Regions from separate parts of the Homo sapiens genome. Here regions 2 and 3 are each linked to region 1. A link is a loop called in an ENCODE intact Hi-C map of the cell type or tissue named here. Cell type or tissue: gastrocnemius medialis. All regions are shown on one strand. Region 1 overlaps NBDY (negative regulator of P-body association). Region 2 has its middle 50 kb from the start of SPIN3. Region 3 holds the start of SPIN2B (spindlin family member 2B).

Region 1 (8,000 bases):
ACAATCCTAAGCAAAGAGAACAAAGCTGGAAGCATCACGCTGCCTAACTTCAAACTACACTACAAGGCTACAGTAACCAAAACAGCATGATACTGGTACCAAAACAGATATATAAACCAATGGAACAGAATGGAGGCCTCAGAAATAACACCACACATCTACAGCCACCTAATATTTGATGAACCTGGCAATAACAAGCCATGGGGAAGGATTTTCTATTTAATAAATGGTGCTGGGAAAACTGGCTAGCCATATGCAGAAAGGTGAAACTGGAACCCTTCCTTACACTTTATACAAAAATTAACTCAAGATGGATTAAAGACTTAAACCTAAAACCTAAAACCATAAAAAACCTAGAAGAAAACCTAGGCAATACCATTCAGAATACAGGCGTGGGCAAAGACTTCATGACTAAAACACCAAAAGCAATGGCAACAAAAGCCAAAATAGACAAATGGGATATAATTAAACTAAAGAGCTTCTGTACAGCAAAAGAAACTATCATCAGAGTGAAAAGGCAACCTACAGAATGGGAGAAACTCTTTGCAATCTACCCATCTGACAAAGGGCTAATATCCAGAATCTACAAAGAACTTAAACCAATTTACAAGAAAAAAACAACCCCATCAAAAAGTGGGCGAAAGATATGAGCAGAGACTTCTCAAGAGAAGACATTTATGCAGCCAATGAACATATAAAAAAGCTCATCATCACTGGGCTTTAGAGAAATGCAAATCAAAACCAGAATGAGATACCATTTCATGCCCGTTACAATGGTGATCATTAAAAAGTCAGAAAATAACAGATGCTGAAGAGGATGTGGAGAAATAAGAATGCTTTTACACTGTTGGTGGGAGTGTCAATTAGTTCAACCACTCTGGAAGACAGTGTGGCAATTCTTCAAGCATCTAGAACTAAAAATACCATTTGACTCATCAATCTTATTACTGGGTACATACCCAAAGGATTATAAATCATTCTACTCTAAAGAGACATGCACACATATGTTTACTGCGGGACTGTTCACAAAAGCAAAGACTTGGAACCAACCCAAATGCCCATCAATGATAAGATGGATAAAGAAAATGTGGCCCATATACATCATGGAATACTATGCAGCCATAAAATGGATGAGTTCATGTCCTTTGCAGAGACATGGATGAAGCTGGATACCATCATTCTCAGCAAACTAACAGAAGAACAGAAAACCAAACACCACATGTTCTCACTCATAAGTGGGAGTTGAACAATGAGAACACATGGACACAGGGAGGGGAACATCACACACCGGGGCCTGTCATGGGGTGGGGAGCTAGGGGAGGGATAGCATTAAGAGAAATACCTAATGTAGGTGACGAGTTGATGGGTTCAGCAAACCACCATGGCACGTCTATATCTATGTAACAAACCTGCGTGTTCTGCACATGTACCCCAGAACTTTAAGTATAATAAAAAAAAAGTGAAGGGAGAAAAACTCCAAAAGTACACAAAGAATTAGAGTGAGCAATGAGGATGAGAGTGAATTGGAATGCAGAGTGTACCAAGTAGACAGGTAGTAGCCCAAGTGGCCTCCTGTGGCCTCACAGAGGAGGAAGAGCCATCAGCCAAGAGAGTCAGCCCCTTAGTCCCAGGTCTGCACCACATTGGCACAGAGGCCTGGCAAGCCTGGAGGCTGCCCTGGTCCCCACTGCCCCCACCACCACCCCATCCTGCATCCTCTGCCAGCAAATATTGGAAAGCCACACAGATAGGGACAAGAAAGATGAACAAAAGAGAACCTGGAAGCTGAGGAACCCTGCCCAGTTAGAGTTGTCTAGACAATGGGATCCAGGTTTTACGGGAGGTGCCTGGGCCTACACTTTTGAGTGACTATGGGTGAGGATACATGTATGTGCCTGAGGATGTATGGAAGCACAGATAAAGACAGGAAAAAGGTGAGATGTGATGGGAGTTAAATGTTAAAAATGAGGACCTCTGACATTCAGACTCCCAATGCCACCCCGAAGAACTCTGTCCAGATCTTCCTGCATTCCTTTCTTCTTGCATTTTCCTTATGCAGGCACTGGAGGTGCCCCCATGGTGATTACTACACATGAGAAAAGGATCCACATTTGTTGACAAGTGACAGAAAGGGAGTGATTCCTGTTCCATGGTACTGTTGCCCTTCTTCCTGGAATGCCCTGAGAGTGCAAGCCCATGCATGAAACTGACGTTCGTGAGAGTAGGTCATACCCCTCTGAGTGTGGGAATCATAACCTGTAGGGTGAATTTTCTCTCCTCTAAAGCTCTGCACGTTCCCAGTGCAGCCTACACATCCAGGAAGACTTGTAACAAGCGAAGAAAGAAAACATTTGCAATATTCTGAGATGGTTGTGTTCCATGCTGCTCTCCAGTCACTGAGAGGCATGGGTAAGACATGCAACCTTTAGAGCAATGAGGCCACAGCTTTGCATCTCAACAAGTGTTCTGTATGAAGGACCCATGCATGGCTTTCCCATTTCTGCCTGGAGACCCAAAAGGGGTGGCACAATTTGTCCTCCACTGTCTCATCCATTTTCCAGGCTGAATAATCTGACAAGCAATAGAATTCAGCTTGAGGAGCCCAGAGTGCTCGGTATCAAACCAAGGAACAGCCACCTCACCATCTGCAAAGACACGCCAGCCTCAACCTTCACTTCCATGCCCAGCACAGGAACACAGAGGAGGCCCAGGCGAAAGTGAGCATGGCTGGGGCCTGGCTACCCATGTATTTGGCAGAATGACTAAGATGCCCGGGGAATTAACTGGTGAGCCATCACATTCAGTGAGCACACATGCTCCATCAGCTATGCCAAGTGGCTTTCTCTAGGAGAGCCGCCTGTGGAAGCCACCCAGAATACCCCTCCTACTCTTGGGCATGGATGAGTGCCTGGGCTCCAGTGAGAAAAGTAGCTGAAGGCCTGGGACAGGTGTCCAATCTGTCGAGTCTCATCCTGACAGACACCTGGCCCGACCTTCTTCTGCTAGAAGGGTCAACAATCTATGGATGCCTGTTGGACCTGGGTGCTTTTGATCCAAGCTTTTGTCCCTTCCCCAAGAAACAGTGTGTTCCCTATTTACAAGCGTAGTGCTCACAAGCAGGCAGCCTGGTCTCCTTAGGAGGCTTGTGCAAATTCAGAGAAGTAATCAGCAGTGGCCTACAAGCAGGCCCATGCACTCACACACCCCTCCCCCATACCCCTTCACATTGCCCCCAGTGCGACCTATCCCCACCATGCCACAGCCCCAAGGGTGGGATTTCTTGAGGATAGGCTCCTCTGGCTCACTGGGACCCCTGCCCAGAGAGGAATCCAGAGGGAAGGAGGGAGGCAGAGAGCCTTTCGCATGTTGCAGGTTTCCCCAAAGAGACCATGTAGGTGGGGAGTCCTGCTGTAGATGAGGTGAGCGCTCCTTGGCCGGTTTCTTTCTTTCTTTCTTTTCTTTTTGTTTTGTTTTGTTTTGTTGGAAGCAAAAGGAGAAAGAGAAAAGCAAGGGAAATAAGTGACTGCCATTTCTGGAGCCACACTGCCATCCAGCGGCAGTTGTTTCTGAACACGACCGGCTGCAGGGATACTTGCCTTCTGACAGGCACAGACTTCAGCGAGAATATGTCGGGCTGGGTGGACTCTGACTAAGCCAGAGTTTCCCCCATCGCGGTTTTAAACCTTTGAAGGAAGTGTGCCTGCCATTTGGACCCCACGGAGAAGCAGCTAATCTAGAGGCCCAGGGACAGAGCAGCCAGGCAGCCCCAAGACCAGTCAGTCCAGAGTGCGGAGGTGCCCTGGCAGCCATCTTGAGGTGGGCTTAAGGGAAGCCACTGACTACTGACGGCCGAGACTGGGGTCGTTTACACTGGTCTCTTTTGTGGGGAGTTCTGGGGTGCCCTTGCCTGGAATCACGCTGGGGCCAGAGGTCCCCTATCCTCCCAGTGAACCAAGGAGCTGTGGGGTGCTGTGGGCGGGACGACTCCTGCCCGGCAATTCCTGGAGATGGCCAGGGGAACCCATGGAGGGCCGCCCCTTCCTGCCCTTTTTTCGGAGAGGGCTGTGGAGCCCGGGTGCCATCCTGGTAATGAGCAAGGGCAAAGGGCCAGCCAGGAGTTCCTCTCTCGTCCAGCTTCAGCCTGGGGGCCCCACACCGCCACCATCTCTTTCGTGCTCCTGGGATTTCTCCAGCACTCATGCCCAGCTGCCTCCAGTTTCCAGAAACAGATTCCGCTCGATGGCACTATGGCTCTACAAAGGCCAACTACAAGCTTAACCCTGCCCCTCCAATCCGACGGCCTCCACCCTTTCCAATGTGAAAAAAAGAAAAGGGAAAGAGAAACAAAAAAAAGACAGGGAGGATAAAAAGGAGCCAGCCACCTGGTCTCAGGTTGACCACCAAACTTAAGGGACCCTACGACCTAGGACCAGTAGGCAGGAGACACTGCGGAAATCCTCTTTATGCCGCCAGCCTTTGCTTTTCCTTTGGCCCTCTCCAGGTTTCATGGCTCATGCTCATGCAGAAAAATAGAAGACAAATGATACATAATCATGGCCACTGGGAAACCACAGGAAGACTGGGATCATGGGGCTGCCGCCCCAGGACAAGGTGCTGGTCACCCAGCTGAATTACCCAAGGTTTTGCTGCAGGACTGGTGGTTCTCCCAAAGCCTGGAGCTCCAGATAGAGTTTACCACCTTGGGCTGGCACATGGAGGTCACCAAAATGAGCGAACAGCTCAACAGGCAGTCACAGGGCGTGTGGCAGGAATCTCCCTCAGAGGGGATACTCAGCAACTGACTGAAGTCTGACTCTGTGCAGGCTGTCCTGGCTTTCACATGGGGTGGGGGGGAGGGGTGACATGAGGGTGGCTTAGGGGAACTGGGGAAGGCCACCACGCAACACAGATTCCCATGGCATCACAGAGGGCCAAGGGTCCCAAGGGGACTGTCTGCCTCTACCCAAGGTGTGGTCCCTTTTTAAGCAGGTTGACCCAGGAGGCTCCAGTTTCACACTGGCTGCTGGGGCTTATCTGATAACAGACTTCCCGCATTCATTCTCAGGAGAAGGCCTTAGGTGCCCAATCAACAGCATAATGACCCAGGCCTGGAGCCAGGAATCCTCACCCATAGCCCATTGCCTGTGGCCGACTGAGAGCCTTTATGGGAGAGTTCGTGGGCAGTCTGGTGGCTATGGCGACACATGTGTGTGTGCGTCTGTGTGGGTGAATGCTTGAGCCCGCACCCCTGGGCCTGTGTGAGGATTTGTGTGTGTGTGTGTGTGTGTGTGTGTGTGTGTGTGTGTCTATGAGTTTGTGAGTGTGCATGTGTTAGTGTATGTCTTTGTGTCTGTGTGTGTATCTCCCTGTGCATGTGTGTTTGTGATTATATTTGTGGTTGTCGGGGTTTCCCTGTGAGTCCATGTGGTTGTGTCTGTGTCTGTGGTCTCTGGGTGCCTGCCTGTGTGAGTGAGAGTGGGCAAATGGGCACGTGGGAGAGACAGCCTGCCTATACACACTGAAATCTGGATCGTTGTGTTCACATGGCTGGATTGAAAGAAAAGACAAAGGGGGACAACTTGCCAAGGCTCCTGCTGGCTCAGGATTACACATTTAGAGCATCCACAAAGAGAATGGGAAAGAATGGTGAGCCATGAGGAACAGGTTAAGGGGTGGGTTCATGGTGACATTTCATGAAAAGTAACACATTGGCGCCTTTGTGGAACACCAGAGGGACTGAACTGGTGACCTTCATATCTGCTCCTTTAAGAACAAATGAGGCCTTTCTCACTTTTGTTCTGCAAAGGGGCATCCTGCATCACCAGGAGCAGAGGAAGAAGCAGTCTCAGTATAATGCTTGACCCGCCAAGAGCCAAAAGTGAAAGGAAAAAGAGAAGAAAGAAGAGAAAAATGAGAAGGAGAAGGAGAAGGAGTAGAAGAAAAAGAAAAAGAAAAAAGAGGAGGAGGAGGAAGAGGAAGAAGAACCAGAAAGACAATAAGAACAAGAAGTGGCAGCTTCACGCCACAGCAGCTGTCCTGAAGGACCTAGTTCAGGGGTGCCTCACTGCATGGTGGCATACACAACAAGAGGCAAAGAGAAACCTGTGATGTCCCGGTGAAAGGACACAACACCAAGAAGCTTCTTGTTGATGGGTTCTTTTCCGAGTGGTATCAAGGGCTTTGATCTACAAGTAGGCCTAGAGAAGCTACAGAGGACAGAGGTGCAGGCTGAGCCATGCCCTCCAGATGTCATCAGCGCACTGCAAGGGGCCACGGGCTTCTAATCTACAAGGCCTGGGTAGGGAAGTACCCCGGAAATGGGTGGGAGGAGAGATGTAAAACGGGGAGGAAATGGATACCAGAGAAAGGAGGTAATGAGCCACCTATGGCAACACTGACAGAAGGCAGATAGGGGAGGGGGATGCTGCTTACACCCCCAGGGTTCAGCCCGGGTCCTTCTGATTTCCTTAGGAAAAGTAGGCTTACTCTCCCTAAGGACATTCCTGTGCCCACCCGACCCTGCTTTTGCAGGCTGATCCTGAACTCCCTAAACCAGAAATTGATGAAAAGTAAAGAGTGAAGAAGAAAAAAGTGAAGGAAGAAAAACTCCAAAAGTACACAAAGAATCAGGGTGAGCAATGAGGTTGAGAGTGAACTGAAATGCAGGATATCCCAGGTGGAAAGGTGGCTGCCCAAATGGCCTCTTGTGCCTTCGTACAAGAAGAGTCACCTACCAGAGAAAAGCATCAGACCCTTAGGCCAGGGTTTGTACTGGGTCCACACAGAGGCCAGTGGAGCCAAGAGACTGCGCTGCTCCACACTGCCCCCACCCCCACACCATCCCACACACTCCACCAGCAAATACTGGGAAGCCAGACAGAAAGGGAGAACAAAAATGAATAAGAGAAAACCGGGAAGCTGAAGAACCCTTCCCATTGAGAGTTACCTAGATGTGGGGATCTGAGTGTGAGCACAGGTGCCTGGGCAGACACCTTTTAGTGAGTATTGGTGGGGATGCATGTATGTGCCTGAGAACATATAGAAGCACAGATGAAGACAGGAAAAAAGTTAGATGAGATGGGAGTTAAATATTACAAATGAGGATTTCTGACACTCAAAGTCACCTTGCCACCCCTAAGGACACAGTCCAGATCTTCCTGCATTCTTTTCTTCCTATGTTTTCCCTAGGCAGGCACCAGTCTCCTTCTGAGGAGACCTGTGCAGATTCATAGAAGAATCTGCAGCGGCCCACACACAGGCCTAAACACCCACACACCCCTCCCCCTTTACCCCCTCACACTGCCCCCGGTGCTACAAATCCACAGCAAAAGCATAGCATTTCTTGAGGATAGGCTCCTCTGGATTACTGGGACCCCCTGCCCAGAGAAGAATCCAGAGGGTAGGAGAGGCAGACATCACTCCTACTGTTGCAAGTTTCCCCAAAGTAACCACATAGGTGGGGAGCCCTGTTGAAGATGAGGTGGGTGCTGCTTGGGCAGTTTCTTTGTTTCTTTGTTTTTTTTGTGTGTGTTTGTTTTGTTTGGTTGGCAGCAAAAGGAAGGAGAGAAAGGCAAAGTGGAGGAAGGAAAAGGGGTGATTGCCATTTGTGGAGTCACAGTGCCATCCGGCGGAAGGTGTTTCTTGACAACAGACTACAAGGACACTTGCCTTCTTCCAGTCACAGATATCAGCGAGGATGTGCCAGGCTGGGTAGACTAGGCCCAAGCCAGGGTTTCCCCCACTGGGGTTCAGAGCCCTTAAGGAAGTGTACCTGCCATTGGAACTCCATGAAGAAGCAGCTAAGCTAGAGGCCCGGGGACAGAACAGTCTGGCAGCCCCAAGACCAGTCAGCCCAGTGGGCGGAGCTTCCCCATCTTGAAATGGGTTTAAGAGAAACCACTGTTCACTGACTGCCGAGACTGGGGCCATTTGCTCTGGTCTCTTTTGTGGAGAGTTCAGGGGTGCCCTTGGCTGGGGCCACGCAGGGACAGGGGCACCCT
Region 2 (8,000 bases), 140 kb before region 1:
AGAGCGTCTTCACAGCAAAAGAAACTACCATCAGAGTGAACAGGCAACCTACAGAATGGGAGAAAATTTTTGCAACCTACTCATCTGACAAAGAGCTAATATCCAGAATCTACAATGAACTCAAACAAATTTACAAGAAAAAAACAACCCCATCCAAAAGTGGGTGAAGGATATGAACAGACACTTCTCAAAAGAAGACATTTATGCAGCCAAAAGACACATGAAACAATGCTCATCATCACTGGCCATCAGAGAAATGCAAATCAAAACCACAATGAGATACCATCTCACACCAGTTAGAATGGCAATCATTAAAAAGTCAGGAAACAACAGGTGCTGGAGAGGATGTGGAGAAATAGGAACACTTTTACACTGTTGGTGGGACTGTAAACTAGTTCAACCATTGTGGAAGTTAGTGTGGAATTTCCCCAGGGATCTAGAAGTAGAAATACCATTTGACCCAGCCATCCCATTACTGGGTATATACCCAAAGGATTATAAATCATGCTGCTATAAAGACACATGCACACGTGTGTTTATTGTGGCACTATTCACAATAGCAAAGACTTGGAACCAACCCAAATGTCCAACAATGATAGACTGGATTAAGAAAATGTGGCACATATACACCATGGAATACTATGCAGCCATTAAAAATGGTGAGTTCATGTCCTTTGTAGGGACATGGATGAAACTGGAAACCATCATTCTCAGCAAACTATCACAAGGATAAAAAACCAAACACTGCATGTTCTCACTCATAGGTGGGAATTGAACAGTGAGAATACATGGACAAAGGAAGAGGAACGTCACACACCGGGGACTGTTGTGGGGTGGTGGGAGGGGGGAGGGATAGCATTAGGAGATATACCTAATGCTAAATAATGAGTTAATGGGGGCAGCACACCAACATGGCACATGTATACATATGTAACAAGCCTGCAGGTTGCGCATATGTACCCTGAAACTTAAAGTATAATAACAATACAATTTTAAAAAAAGGACTCACTACCTGATCTCCAAGCCAAATAATAGACTGTTTTAAATCATTAATTTGATTAGCCAATTTTTGATCAATGCCTTGTTGAGAATTCCACATTGGGGTGGAATTGGCTTGCCAATCATTACCAAAATGAGCCATTTGAATAGATTGATGTAACGCCATTCTGGCAGTGGTGGCCAGTGCAGTGACTGTAATTAGGCCCATGATCACAGCGATTAAAGTGAAAACAAATCTCTTAGATCTTTTTAGAATTTGCTGTAACACTTCATTAATTAAATGTATTGAGTGGGAGGATTCCCAAGATCTGGGCAAAGTTATCAGAATCCAGATTCCTTCTCGAGCTTGAACCAACATTACACTTTTCCTGGAGTCAAAATGGGAGTTAATACAAGTGTATTAATGACAATTAATGCATTGGACAGTTTGATTGTTCGTCCAAGTTTTGATATTTCCCACTAACAGCATGTAAGGAGGCTTAACACAACTCTGTATGAGAACAGTCAGGTTGGAGGTAAGTAAAGCAGAATATCTGGATCTATGTTGATACTGAGAGATGGGGGCGGTAGCAGGGACAACAGACAGAATAGTTTCCCCTACCCATAATTGCAGTCCAGATATGGCAGTAGCCAATTTCCGAAGTTCTGGGTGTTCTGGGCTCCAAATGGGGCTATCATATGAGGCCTCGGGGAGTGGGGGCCAGTAATGCCTTTATCTTCCCATTTTAAGGGAAGGAATGAGCTGAACCTCCTATGAAAAGTAGAATGATGATTCTCATTCTCCTGATAAGAAAACAAGTAGCCTCCAGGCATTCCCTTCCGCCAAAGGAGCAGTTGTTCTTTAAATAGCCCTTTGGTGCTCAGACTATTACTAAACCATATGAGTCATTTCTTAATATTACTGCATGTGAGTTAACACAATCTTCCCAAATTAAGGTTTTAGATGGGCCCTCAAAACTTTTAGGGCATGGTTTTCCTGCAGGTTTATATTGAAAGTATGGGGTATCTCCCATTACTCCCCCTTTCATTTGTTTTAAAGGAGAAAGGGAGAGGCTGGAGACCAAATGTCCCAGTTCTTCGGTAGCTGATCTCTCCAGAAGATAAGCAGCCCAGATTTGAGTTTCTACCTGGATACAACCAGGTGCATATCCGAGGCACAGAGGGGGGTATTTATAACCCATGGTAACATTAAATGCAGTGCCTTCTCCTGGTTGAGCAGGGCAGCGGTCTTCTTTAGGTCCAGGCATCCACACACTATCGTTAGTGTAGATTTCCACAGGAGCATCCATCCAGGTGAGAGGTCGAATACGTGGAGGAAAAGGCACATAAGCCCAATAAGAATAATTTCGTTTAGCAGGTAAATCAGTATGAGAGGAAACTGGTGAGACAGAAAGCATAAGGAGGAGAATCATTAAATAAAATCTAGTGTAAGTGAGATTGGGTGCTGAAGGAGGACGAGAAGAACAGAAGGATGTTATTTTCAGGCTAATAGAAATGGTCAGATTTTTAGGTTTGTAAGGAGAAAAAGAAAGGTAATCAGGAGAAGTGGCATTAGTTAGATGGGTCTCCATTCCCATCAGGGAGGATTGAATCAGACCCATTGTGATTTGGTGTGCCAACTTCCAAGGAGTTGGCACAGATCTCACCACATCTGAGGGCAGTCTCTGACATGGACGTCTTTTCCCTGTGGTTTTCGTTGTCAGTATTCACCCAAAGCTTGAGTCTCCTGGTGGGTACCCAGACAGGGGATTGATGATCTCCTGGTGAAACACAAGCATATCCTCTTTCCCATGTTATAATTGTGCCAGGTTCCCAGGTATTGGTTTGGGAGTTTTTCCATAACATGGGCTTGCCCTTGTTTAGGGAGAATTTTTTGCCTGTATAATGGCCTTTGGCTGCAGTTAGATTTTTATCTTTAGGAACATTTTAAAAATTTAAAGTACACAATGCCAAATGTAATTGGGAATGGGTGGTAGTTAAATTATGTTTTTGTTGTTCAGACTGTTTGGACAACTGGGTTTTTAAAGTGCGATTGGCCCGTTCCACCACAGCCTGTCCCTGAGGATTGTAAGGGATTCCAGTAATATGGGAAAGTCCTCATTGTTGCATAAATAAATCAAAAGCCTTACTAACATATCCAGGGGTGTTGCCTGTCTTTATTTGATATGGAAGCCCCATAACTGCAAAGCAAGAATACAGATTTTTTTTAATATGTGCCGTGCCTTCCCCAGTTTGGCAAGTAGCCCAGATAAAACCTGAGAAGGTATGTACAGAGACATGCACATATGACAGTCTGCCAAAGGAGCTAACATGAGTCACATCCATTTGCAATAAAGCGTTAGGAGTTAGGCCTCTGGGATTAATGCCAGGTTCCTGATTTGGAAGTACAAAAACTTGGCACTGAGGGCAGCTGTGAACAACAAGCTAGCCTGTTTCCAGGTAAGAGCAAATTTATCTTTTAATCCAGCAGCATTGACATGAATGAGATTATGGAACTCCTGAGCCTCTTGGGTTGCAAAAGAGACCAAACCATTGACTTCATGATTACCAGCAGACATGGGTCCTGGTAAAGTGGTATGAGATCTAATATGTGTGATATAGAAAGGGTGTCTACGTTGGCAAACCGCCTGTTGTAACCTTGAAAATAAAGAAGCCAATTCAGAATTATCAGTATGTTTGATAGTAGCAGTTTCTATATTTTTAGTGGCATGTACAACATAAGCAGAATCAGAGACAATATTTAAAGGTTTGGGGAAATCCTGTAAGGCAGTAATCACAGCAATTAACTCTGCCTTTTGAGCAGAGGTATAAGGGGTAGAAATAAGCTTGCCTGTAGGACCTACCTAACCATCATTGCCATTACTGGAGCCATCAGTGAACACCGTAATGGCCTCAGGAATGGGCTGATCTTTGGTTAATCGAGGGACCACCCAAGATGTCATTTTTATAAAATCAAGCAATTTGTTCTTTGGATAATGATTGTCAATAACGCCAATAAAATCAGCCAAGTGAATTTGCCATAATACTGAATGTTGAAAGGTGACTGATTTAAAGGAACTACGATTAAATTCAGATCAAATCTGGAAATCTTAAGTATTCTACACCGTGCCTGTCCAATTAGAGTGGCCATTTGATCTAGATAAACAAAGTTGTTGACACAGAATGAGGAAGAAAACACCACTCCACTAAGTCATTATGTTGAACTATTAGTCCAGTAGGGGAGTGTAATGAAGCAAAAACCAGAAGCTGAAAAGGCTGAAACAGCTGTACTCTAGATAACTGGGCGGTCAGGATTCTTTCCTCTATGAATTGCAGTTCTAGTGAAGCCTCAGGGGTCAAAGTCCTGGGACTGCGGAGATTGGAATCTCCCCGCAGCATAGAAAACAAGTTAGACAGTGTATAGGTCGGAATACATAAAGTAGGTATTAAATAATTAATGTTACCCAAAAGTTTTTGGAAGTCATTTAAAGTTTTCAGAGAATCTTTCCTAATTTGAAGTTTTTGAGGTTGAATACGTTGTTTATTGACCACCATTCCTAAATATTGAACAGGAGTGGTCAGTCGAATTTTATCCTGAGCAATGTGTAATCCAGCCTCTGTAACATGGTGGCTCAAACTTTAATAACAGTCAATTAATTCTTTATCAGTGGGGACAGCCATTAAAATATCATCAATACAATGAAGAATATAGGCCTGGGGAAATTGGGCTTGAACTGGTGAAAGCACTTGCCCAACAAAAGCTGGCAGATTGTAGGGCTATTTAGCATTCCCTGAGGAAGTACTTTCCATTGATAATGAGCTGCAGGCTCCTGATTATTGATAGATGGTACAGTAAAAGCAAATTTTTCACAATCCGATTTATGTAAAGCAATATGAAAAAAATCTTTAAGATAAATAACTATGAGAGGCCAATTTTTAGGTATTAAAGCAGGAGCAGGCATGCCGGATTGGACGGCCCCCATAGGTTTAATTATTAATTAATTAATGGCCCTGAAATCAGTTACCATCCGCCACTTGCCTGATTTCTTTTTTACTAGAAACACAGGAGAATTCCAGGGGGAAAGAGAAGGTTCCACATTTCCAAGTTGTAACTGTTCAGAAACCAAGTGAGTTAAAGCCTCCAGTTTTTCTTTAGAAAGTGGCCACTGCTCTATCCAAACAGGTGTGTCAGATTTCCATTGTAAAGGGATAGGATCAGGAGGCTTGGCAGTGGCCACCACTAAAAAGGATAACCTAAACCAGCCCTGTCTTATTTTACAGTAATTGGGAGGGGTTTAGTAATCCCTTCATGTTTTGGACCGAGACGGAGTCCAGGAACAAACCCCATGTTTTCTATCATATGCTGACTGGAAGCACTGTGAGAGTTATGTGGAATATTAATTTCAGCCCTGCATTGTGCCAGCAAATCTCTACCCCAAAGATTAATGGGAATTGGCATGATATAGGGCTGAATTGTACCCTTTTGACCATCAGGACCAGTGCAAGGCAAGATAAATGTGCTCTCATAAACTTCCTCAGCTTTTCTGACACCTACTAGTCCCATGTTAGCACGATGTTTAAGCCAGGAGGAAGGCCATAAACTAGAGGAAATAACAGAAACATCAGCCTCAGTACTAGGCCCTCAAACTTTTTTCCTTGTATGTGTATGGTGCAGGTGGGCCATTGTTTAGAAATTATATTAATTCACTAAGCGGCCTTTTCACCACTGGAGCCAATCCCAGTGCCACGTGTCTTATTTCCTTTGTTTAAAATGATATTAGGTAGTAAAAGCAATCGAGCAATTGACTCACCAGCCAGAATGGAAACAGGAACCTTAGCAGACACGACTAATTTAATCTCATCAACGGAATCAGAATTAATGATACCAGTATGAATGGTGATTCCTTTAGCAGAGGTGGATGCCCTACCTAACACCAGGCCCACCGAACCTTGAGGTAAAGGGCCAGTGACCCCCGTGGGGACAATTAAAGGCAAAGAGTTAAGTAGAAAATTTAGAGGAATAATACTACAGAGATTGACCGTCCTGCCACCTACCGTGGAGGTGGACAAGCACTGTACTGAGACAGAAGGAGAGGCTGGGACCCATTTGGGTTGGCTGTAGGTAAACTTTTTTGTCCTGGGGGCTGCACTGGGACCACCCAAAGCGGAAACACAACATTGGTATGAGTCTGAAGTGTCCCATTTGATATTGGGGCCTGGGACCAGCCCCGCTCCCCATTGTGGCAGGGGGTTTCCATCTATATCATACTTAGAGCAGCAATTACTTGCCCAATGTTTACCTTTGTGACAACATGGGCAAACAGTAGCAGCAGCATTTGGCCGTGTTTGTTGAGCCAGCTTGGCCACTTTTAAGTTTTTAACAGTGCAGTTTTTTCTAGTATGACCAAATTGACAGCAATTATAGCAGGCTCCAAGAAAAGAATTAGTGGGACCAGTTTGGTTGGTGTCCTTCATGGCCCATGCCAACAGAATAGCTTTGTGGGTGTCTTACCCAATGCCTTCACAAGCTTTAATATATACAGGCAACACCTCCTGATCAGGTAAATTTTGTCGTTGGACAGAAGGCATGGCCATTTTACACTCATGGTTCGCATTTTCAAAAGCTAACGAAGGAGAATACCTTGAGTGCGCTCATCAGAGACAGATTTTTCAACAGCATCTTGTAATTTAGCTAAGAAATCAGGGTATAATTCAGAGTGACCTTGTTTAACTGTGGTGAAAGAAACAGGAGCTTGGCCTGGAGTGCGTAATTTATCCCAAGCTCTCATACACACCTTTGTTACTTGTTCCGTGGTAAGAGCATCAAAGTTTAATTTGGCATAAGCATCAGAGAAACTATTGAAGCCTGTGAGCTGAGCCTGAGTAATGAGAATGTCATTAGTCCGATTTAGCTGAGCCTGCAAATGGGCCTCTTCTGACCACCAGGTACGAAATTGTAAATGCTGAGATGGGGTTAGAACAGCTTTTGCCAAAAGGTCCCAGTCTAAAGGAAGCAAAATGACCTCAGTATAAAAAGTTTGTAATACCATTTTAACTAAGGAGAAGTAGGACAATATTGAGTACAAGCATCCTTAAATTCTTTTAAAAAGGTAAGATTAAGAGGTACATGTTGATGCATTTGTACCCCTTGGAAGTTAGGTGGGTCTAGCATGACCGGGTAAGTTCATGCATCTAATTCACTTGTTTCTTTGTTTTGGCGTAATAAGCATTGCATTGAAGTTTCAAGAGTAGACATCTGAGATGGAGTAGGCATAGAAGTGACAGGAAAAGCATGTGTAGATAAGGGAAACTGAGGGTGAGGTTGTCAGACCGCAATGAGAGAATGCCACAAAGATACTCCCCAAGAAGAGCAACTCCAAACACATAATGTCAGATTCACCAAAGTTAAAATGAAGGAAAAAATGTTAAGGGCAGACAGAGAGAAAGGTCGGGTTACCCACAAAGGGAAGCCCATCAGACTAACAGCAGATCTCTTGCCAGAAACTCTACGAGCCAGAAGAGAGTGGGGACCAATATTCAACGTACTTACAGAAAATAATTTTCAACCCAGAATTTCATATCCATCCAAACTAAGCTTCATAAGTGAAGGACAAATAAAATACCTTACAGACAAGCAAATTCTGAGAGATTTCGTCACCACCAGGCCTGCCCTAAAAGAGCTCCTGAATGAAGCACTAAACATGGAAAGGAACAACCAGTACCAGCCACTGCAAAAACATGCCAAAATGTAAAGACCATCAAGGCTAGGAAGAAACTGCGTCAACTAACGAACAAAATAACCAGCAAACATCATAATGACAGGACAAAATTCACACATAACAATATTAACTTTAAATGTAAATGGGCTAAATGCTCCAATTAAAAGACACAGACTGGCAAATTGGATAAAGAGTCAAGACCCATCAGTGTGCTGTATTCAGGAAACCCATCTCACATGCACAGACACACATAGGCTCAAAATAAAGGGATGGAGGAAGATCTACCAAGCAAATAGAAAACAA
Region 3 (8,000 bases), 320 kb before region 1:
TCTATTCAACATAGTGTTGGAAGTTCTGGCCAGGGCAATCAGGAAGGAGAAAGAAATGAAGTGTATTCAATTAGGAAAAGAGGAAGTCAAATTATGCCTGTTTGCAGATGACATGATTGTATATCTAGAAAACCCCATCATCTCAGCCCAAAATCTCTTTAAGCTGATAAGCAACTTCAGCCAAGTCTCAGGATACAAAATCAATGTGCAAAAATCACAAGCATTCTTATACATCAATAACAGACAAACAGGGAGCCAAATCATGAGTGAACTCTCATTCACAACTGCTTCAAAGAGAATAAAATACCTAGGAATCCAACTTACAAGGGATGTGAAGGGCCTCTTCAAGGAGAACTACAAACCACTGCACAAGGAAATAAAAGAGGATACAAACAAATGGAAGAACATTCCATGCTCATGGGTAGGAAGAATCAATATCGTGAAAATGGCCATACTGCCCAAGGTAATTTATAGATTCAATGCGTTCCCCATTAAGCTACCAATGACATTCTTCACAGAATTGGAAAAAACTGCTTTAAAGTTCATATGAAACAAAAAAAGAGCCTGCATTGCCAAGTCAAACCTAAGCCAAAAGAACAAAGCTGGAGGCATCACGCTACCTGACTTCAAACTATACTACAAGGCTACACTAACCAAAACAGCATGGTACTGGTACCAAAACAGAGATATAGACCAATGGAACAGAACAGAGCCCTCAGAAATAACACCACACATCTACAACTATCTGATCTTTGACAAACCTGACAAAAACAAGAAATGGGGAAAGGATTCCCTATTTAATAAACGGTGCTGGGAAAACTGGCTAGCCATATGTAGAAAGCTGAAACTGGATCCCTTCCTTACACCTTATACAAAAATTAATTCAAGATGGATTAAAGACTTAAACGTTAGACCTAAAACCATAAAAACCCTAGAAGAAAACCTAGGCAATATCATTCAGGACATAGGCATGGGAAAGGACTTCATGTCTAAAACACCAAAAGCAATGGCAACAAAAGCCAAAATTGACAAATGGGATCTAATTAAACTAAAGAGCTTCTGCACAGCAAAAGAAACTACCATCAGAGTGAACAGGCAACCTACAGAATGGGAGAAAGTTTTTGCAATCTACTCACCTGACAAAGGGCTAATATCCAGAATCTACAATGAACTCAAACAAATTTACAAGAAAAAAACAAACAACCCCATCAAAAAGTGGGCAAAGGATATGAACAGACACTTCTCAAAAGAAGACATTTATGCAGCCAACAGACACATGAATAAATGCTCTTCATCACTGGCCATCAGAGAAATGCAAATCAAAACCACAATGAGATACCATCTCACACCTGTTAGAATGGCGATCATTAAAAAGTAAGGAAACAACAGGTGCTGGAGAGGATGTAGAGAAATAGGAACACTTTTACACTGTTGGTGGGACTGTAAACTAGTTGAACCATTGTGGAAGTCAGCGTGGCGATTCCTCAGGGTTCTAGAATTAGAAATACCATTTGACCGAGCCATCCCATTACTGGGTATATACCCAAAGGATTATAAGTCATGCTGCTATAAAGACACATGCACACATACGTTTATTGCGGCACTATTCAAAATAGCAAAGACTTGGAACCAACCCAAATGTCCAACAATGATAGACTGGATTAAGAAAATGTGGCACATATACACCATGGAATACTATGCAGCCATAAAAAATGATGAGTCCGTGTCCTTTGTAGGGACATGGATGAAGCTGGAAACCATCATTCTCAGCAAACTATCGCAAGGACAAAAAACCAAACACCGCATGTTCTCACTCATAGGTGGGAATTGAACAATGAGAACACATGGACACAGGAAGGGGAACATCACACAATGGGGCCTCTTGTGAGGTGGGGGTAGGGGAGAGGGATAGCATTAGGAGATATACCTAATGTAAATGAGGAGTTAATGGGTGCAGCACACCAACATGGCACACGTATACACATGTAACTAACCTGCACATTGTGCACATGTACCCTAGAACTTAAAATATAATTTAAAAAAATAAAAATGAAAATAAAATAAAAAGCCCTCACTGAAACTATGACATATCTGCAAATTGCTTTCCATAAAAATTGTATAAACTTTCACTTGCATCAGCACTAGATATGAAGCTTTTTCATGATCAATGACATTAAGTAATATTTTAATGTTCTTTCATACTTTGACTGTTGAATCGAGATTATTATTACTTCTATTTTTCCTTGTAGATGTTATTTTATTAAGTGTAGTTGTTCTGTTAACATCCGACTCATCCCCTCATTCAAATACCATAAGTATCTGAATAAGAAAGATACCATTAAGCATTGTTTTGTTTACAGAGTTTTTGGTTGGTTCATTTGCTTTCTGTTCAATTTTATTTTGCTGCTTTTTACCTTTTAATAAATCAAATATTGATACTGGTACAACATTAGTATACAACCTTTCTCAAAATATTTAAATAATTATTTCAACATTCCTTAAAGAATACCCAACGTTTCTCCACTGATTTATAAAACTATAACTTTAATTATTTCTTATAAAGTTATTTTTTTGCAAAGCTTTCTATTCCGATACATAGATCTGATTACTGGTTATTGTGGAAATATTATGTCAAATGCCCAGTACTGGGAGAAAAGCCAAATTATAAATCACTTTAAAATTGAGTTTTACGGACCAAGTGCAAGATATGTAACAGGTGCTCAATAAATATTTGTTGAATGAAAAAATCGATTAGAAAACATCTAATTTCCTGGAAAAATTAATAGACATGAATTGCAGATAAAAAACAAATCCCAGTTTTGCAAAAGTTTAGGAAAAAGGAAAAAAAACTATGAGCATTAATATTTTGCTGTGAGGCCCTCAAAAATGGGAGATGGGACTGCAGTTGATGATTTTCCTCTTAATATTAATTTCCTAAAATGTAGATAGTGTTCACGTTGTACATGCAATTATCTTGCAATAAAGAAAAGGAAAAAAAAATCCCTCGAAAACAAAAACAAAAATGCCAGGAAATATCAGTCAGCAAAAATTAGGTAGAGACTGGGTCAAAATGGCAGACTTACCATAGTGAATTTCTCTGTTCCAACTCCAAATCCTTTCAAAAAGAGGAAAGACATATTTACGTGTAAAGAATAAATCCATAAGGGCATGGGACGGTGCAGGGGCAGGGGTGGGCGCGGGGGTGGGCGCGGGGCGGCAGCAAGGCGAATTCCAAGAAGATGGAAAGCAGGGCAGGCAGACTAAGAAGGTGGAGGTGGGAACCAAGTGGCCCTGAAACGGGTGAGGAAGGGGCCACAGGGTTCCGAGGACGACTGTGGCACGAACTACTCCGGATTTGGAAAGAGGCGGAGTCAGAGCCCATAGCTCCGCCGGGGCTACAGGCTGTGTGGTGGGCGTGGGAGCCTGGTGGAGAGGAGAGCCGGGTGTTTGACAGGAAGAGGAGGCCTCTCTCTGGGCAGGAAGCTGCGCTACGGAAAGAGGGAGGAGACTGCCGCGGCGACAGCAGGGACTGGTGGAATCCCGATGTGGCTGAGGGGCCGCCACCGCCAGCAGGGAGGCGGAGGGCTAGCGAGCCAAGCGGTGGGGACGCCGCTGCCTTCCTCTTTGCCTGTCTCGCCGCCCTCCTAGACACGCTCCTCATCTACGGATCCTACCCTCCCCGCTCTTGCAAGCATTCACTCGGCCGGTCGCCTGCTGACCCTCCTTCGCCACAGGCTCGTAGCGGAGGCAGCAGCGAGGTGTCCGATTTGGGCACGTGAGGCCCGCGATCCCCGGCGGTGGACGCCAGGCAGGGCAAGGCCATTAGTGGGCGCCAGAATGGAGAGGGGGATGGGAAGGAATCCAGCAGGAGACATGGGGTGGAGTTGGGCGCCAGGCAAGGGTGGGGTGGGGGAGTGCGGTGAGCAACATGAAAAGGGGGTAGGAACGGGAGCCAGACAAGGATTTGAAGGTGAGCGCCGGGAAGCAAGGGCGGTGGGTACCAGAGAAGTGGTTAGGGTAGGCAGGGGGTGTTGTGGACAGCAGCTGGGACGCTCAGGGAAGGAGGGCAGTGGGTGCCGGTCAAGGCCTCTTTGCAAGGGGATTGGAAGTGGACGCCAGTGGTAGCAAGGGGTTCCGGGAGGGCAGTGGGCTCTGAGCTAGGAGGAGGTGGCCCAGCCACTTCTGCAGAGTTCCTAACCCCAGACAGCTCTACTGCACCACCCCAGCCCTTCCCCACAGCCCAAAGGAACTTAAGAGGGAGAGCACTGCGGGCATGCAGCCAGGATTTCCAGCATTGCTTCCAGGCTCCTAGGGGAAACTTAGGCACTAGCGCAGACTACATCCAGACATGGCTATAGGGAAAAGTTTGCCTTGTGGCACACTGGGTGTGTCTCTCTATCCTCTCTCCTCCCCCAGCAGGCATGAAGACCCCCAACGCACAGGAAGCCGAAGGGCAACAAACCAGGGCAGCTGCAGGACGGGCCACTGGGTCTGCAAACATGACAAAGAAAAAAGTCTCCCAAAAGAAGCAGAGAGGCCGACCTTCATCCCAGCCCCGCAGGAACATCGTGGGCTGCAGAATTTCTCATGGATGGAAGGAAGGAGATGAGCCCATCACGCAGTGGAAAGGAACCGTTCTGGATCAGGTGCCTATAAATCCCTCTCTTTATCTGGTGAAATATGATGGAATTGACTGTGTCTATGGACTGGAACTTCACAGAGATGAAAGGGTTTTGTCTCTTAAAATTCTTTCTGACAGGGTGGCATCATCTCACATTAGTGATGCCAACCTTGCAAATACCATAATTGGCAAAGCAGTGGAACATATGTTTGAGGGAGAGCATGGTTCTAAGGATGAATGGAGGGGGATGGTCTTAGCTCAAGCACCTATCATGAAAGCCTGGTTTTATATTACCTATGAGAAAGATCCTGTCTTGTACATGTACCAGCTTCTAGATGATTATAAGGAAGGTGACCTCCGCATCATGCCAGAATCCAGTGAGTCTCCTCCAACAGAGAGGGAGCCAGGAGGAGTTGTAGATGGCCTAATAGGTAAGCATGTGGAATATACCAAAGAAGATGGCTCCAAAAGGATCGGCATGGTCATTCACCAAGTGGAAGCCAAACCCTCTGTGTATTTCATCAAGTTTGATGATGATTTCCATATCTATGTCTACGATTTGGTGAAAAAGTCCTAACTGTTAGGGTAAAATTTGGCACATGTGTGGAAACAAATGTATAATTTGTAGACATGCAAAAAATGTTGCCTTTCAGTGTATTGAAAGCTTATGGAATCCCTGATAACTAAACATCTTTGCCAGCATTAACTGTTGTTTTGCTCTAAAAAATACAAACTTGTGTGTACATGACATGCTGTGTGTAAGCCCTTTGTCTTGTTGAAAAGATCGGGTGTGTTTGGTGAATGGGGCATGAAAAGAAGGAACAGCTATCAGAGAGCTTGTGGCTTAGAGGAAAATACACAGAATAAATTGAGTAGAGAGGAACACAAAGAACCTTAGAAGAGGTCCAGAGTAAAGAGGAGAAGGATCAACCTGACAGGGTCTGTGGAGAGGATAAAGGATACTCAATGGAAGAGGCTATGTGGGTTAGAGTGTTAGAGAGGTTAGAAGAAGAGGGCCACTGAGGAAGAAGGAGTTCAAAGAAGAAAGACTGACAGAGGGATTGGGAATACAGGAAAAGAGTTGTGGGGTGTGGGGCCCATGAGAGATCGGAAGGCCCAGGAAAATGTTGGACTTCTGGTAGTGTCCACATTGCTCTTCCTGGCTCTATGCACAAAGGAAGTGGCATCTGTCAAAGATGCCAGATACATTGGAGGTTCCCTAGAAGGGCATTCTGACAAGGATGACTCAGTAAGGTTAATCAGGAGGAAAGTTTATACCCGTAAGGCTTTTCCTGTTTCAGGGAGTTCAGGACGCTCCTACCCAGCAGAACCCCAACCCTCAGCCTGAACACACTAACACGGTTCCCCACATGTGCTGGGCTGCGGGCTGCCTCCTCACATTTGTCCTGCGCTAGATAAACAATATTGGTAGAGGATGGGTTAGTGGGTCAGAACTTAAGAGATGTGCCATCTTGCATTTGGAAAGTACTTTACCCAGAAAAAAATGGAACCTTACTGAACTCAGGTACAGCAGTCTCATCACACCGGTTCCTTCTGCTGGAATGTTTGTTTTCTATCTAGAGACGAGGGGCATCAGAAGATTGAGCCTAGTGTTTCTCTCCAGGTTATGGGGAGTTCCTGACTGTCCACACTTCTTTCAGCAGCTGCCTGAAACCACAGGTGGTTCCGACAAATAATCCACTAAAAGAGGCCTGCTGTCCCAAGAATCCACATTCTGGTTAGACCTTCCCCACAAAGCTGGTGTCTGCAGACCCCTCACAGGCACCTGTTGGCCAGTCTTGCCTACCCCAGCTCACAGAGACCTGTGATGGAATTCTGGTCAGCTCTTTGTTTCCAGGTGAGGCAGATGCCATGGGGCAGTTGGGCTGGGAGTTGTGACTTGGTATAACTAACTCATTCAGCTGTATAATGTCACAAAAAAGGGTCAAGGCTGGTGGGGAGAGGGAGCAGCAACCCACAAAAAGTCCCTCAGAACTATGGTGTCTGATGCAAAGATAGATCTGTGTCTTTCTCTTCCTCCCCTCCTTGCCTTTCCCAAGTCTTTCTCCTGTAGCCCATCTGAAAACCCTCTCACTGCTTTCTGCAACCACACCGTTCACTAAATTATACCTCTGACCCCAAGAAAGAGTGCTGGTGACTCCCTGCTGCCCAGGTTACCCTAACTCCATGCATAGTGGGAGATGCAAGGAGCTTCCAGGAGTTGAAAGAAGGTGGTAAATAGAGTTTATTCTCTCCACCCAACATGGCCTGAGGCTGACTGCCTCAAGAATTACACAAGGCAAGCCTACCTCACCGTAGCAAGGATTAATTTTCTTGTGTACATCACACAATTTCGTCCAACAAAATCCAGCAAGGTGCCCAGGAACCAGTCTCAGACAGCTGCCAGGTTATTTTCATCTTTGTGTTTTTATTGTTTTCTATTTTTAATTAGGTACTTTAGACATTTGAGAGATTTCACACGATGAAAATTTATGTCTCTGGCATCTCCTGAAATTGAAACAGAATGACAACAACAACAAAAATGTGAGGATCAGGGCCCTCATTCCAAAAAGGATACATGCAGCTGGGCCTTAGGTAGGTCTCAGTCCAGTTTAGACTCCGAATACCCTCTCCAGTTGGCCACACCCCCAGCTGGCCTGCTTTACTCTAATAAAATGCACAGTCGTTCCCTGGAAGCGTTTGCACTTGTAACTGGGGCCACACCCTGGAAAAACTGCCCCTTTGACTTGCTTTGATCCCATTTGCTTTTTAATTTACTTGTTTTATCTTTACCCCACAAATACTTACTTCAGGTGGGCTCTCTGCCAGGCACTCTTCTAGGCACAGATACTGATAATGTAATAATGAACAAAAAAGCAAACTAAAATTCTTATCCTCATGGAGGTTTCATTTTAGTGTGGGGGACAGACAGTAGCCAAAATAAGTAAGCAATTATAATGTATTTTCATAGTGTCTAGTGTTAAATAGAAAAACATAAAGCAAGGAATTGGGATAGAAAATTTCAGGAGGGAAGCTGAAACTAGATAGACAAGGTATCCAGGGAAGGCCTCACTGAGAACTTGGCTTTTGAGTCTCACCTGAAGGCAATGGGAGAACTGACCCTGTAGCTGTCTGGGGAAGGAGCATTCCAGATGGAGGGACAGCACGTGCTGAGGCCCCAAGACAGGTTTAGGCCTGGCATGTTTGAGGAGCAAGGAGGATGTTATCATGTCTGGAGCTGAGTGAACAAGGCAGAGAAAAGCAGGAGGTGGTTTCAGAGATGTAATGGGGATGAGGGAGAGAGGCAGACAGCTTATAGCCCTGTAGGTTTCAAAATGCAATTTGGCTTTTACATTGAGTGTGATGCAGAGCCATCCAT

What was found. Hi-C counts contacts between places; a loop is a spot of excess contacts. Peaks named below come from ENCODE experiments on the same cell type or tissue, not always from the same donor. Only the 100,000 strongest peaks of a DNase experiment are listed, where the experiment ranks them.
Region 2: a loop joins it to region 1, with 4 times the contacts of the local background. A loop is called at or near these places in 2 of 110 quality-filtered maps.
Region 3: it touches region 1 in a loop (11-fold over the local background); 6 of 110 quality-filtered maps call a loop at or near these places.

The regions. Positions count from the first base shown.
Region 1 is chrX:56,799,284-56,807,283 of GRCh38, reverse strand. The region is part of intron 2 of NBDY (negative regulator of P-body association); the gene reads right to left. Among named protein-coding and RNA genes, the nearest start is that of NBDY, 74 kb to the right of the region's middle. RefSeq lists enhancers at 3,702-3,841, 6,341-6,410. In gastrocnemius medialis, CTCF peaks have their summits at 3,542 (motif pointing left) and 4,251; DNase peaks (open chromatin) are centred at 2,843, 3,583, 4,233 and 4,673; H3K4me3 peaks cover 1,258 bases; H3K27ac peaks cover 2,971 bases.
Region 2 is chrX:56,941,733-56,949,732 of GRCh38, reverse strand. No RefSeq gene overlaps it. Among named protein-coding and RNA genes, the nearest start is that of SPIN3, 50 kb to the left of the region's middle. In gastrocnemius medialis, no CTCF peak of the experiment used is centred here; a DNase peak (open chromatin) is centred at 3,352; H3K27ac peaks cover 2,275 bases.
Region 3 is chrX:57,117,051-57,125,050 of GRCh38, reverse strand. It overlaps SPIN2B (spindlin family member 2B), which reads left to right and starts at 3,503. Exons shown (of 2, transcript NM_001006681.2): 1 at 3,503-3,813; 2 at 4,420-5,369. The coding sequence starts at 4,422. The coding sequence ends at 5,198. It also overlaps a transcript of FAAH2 not described here. RefSeq lists a silencer at 3,216-3,335 and an enhancer at 6,558-7,757. In gastrocnemius medialis, a CTCF peak has its summit at 3,629; a DNase peak (open chromatin) is centred at 3,500; H3K4me3 peaks cover 1,653 bases; H3K27ac peaks cover 1,616 bases.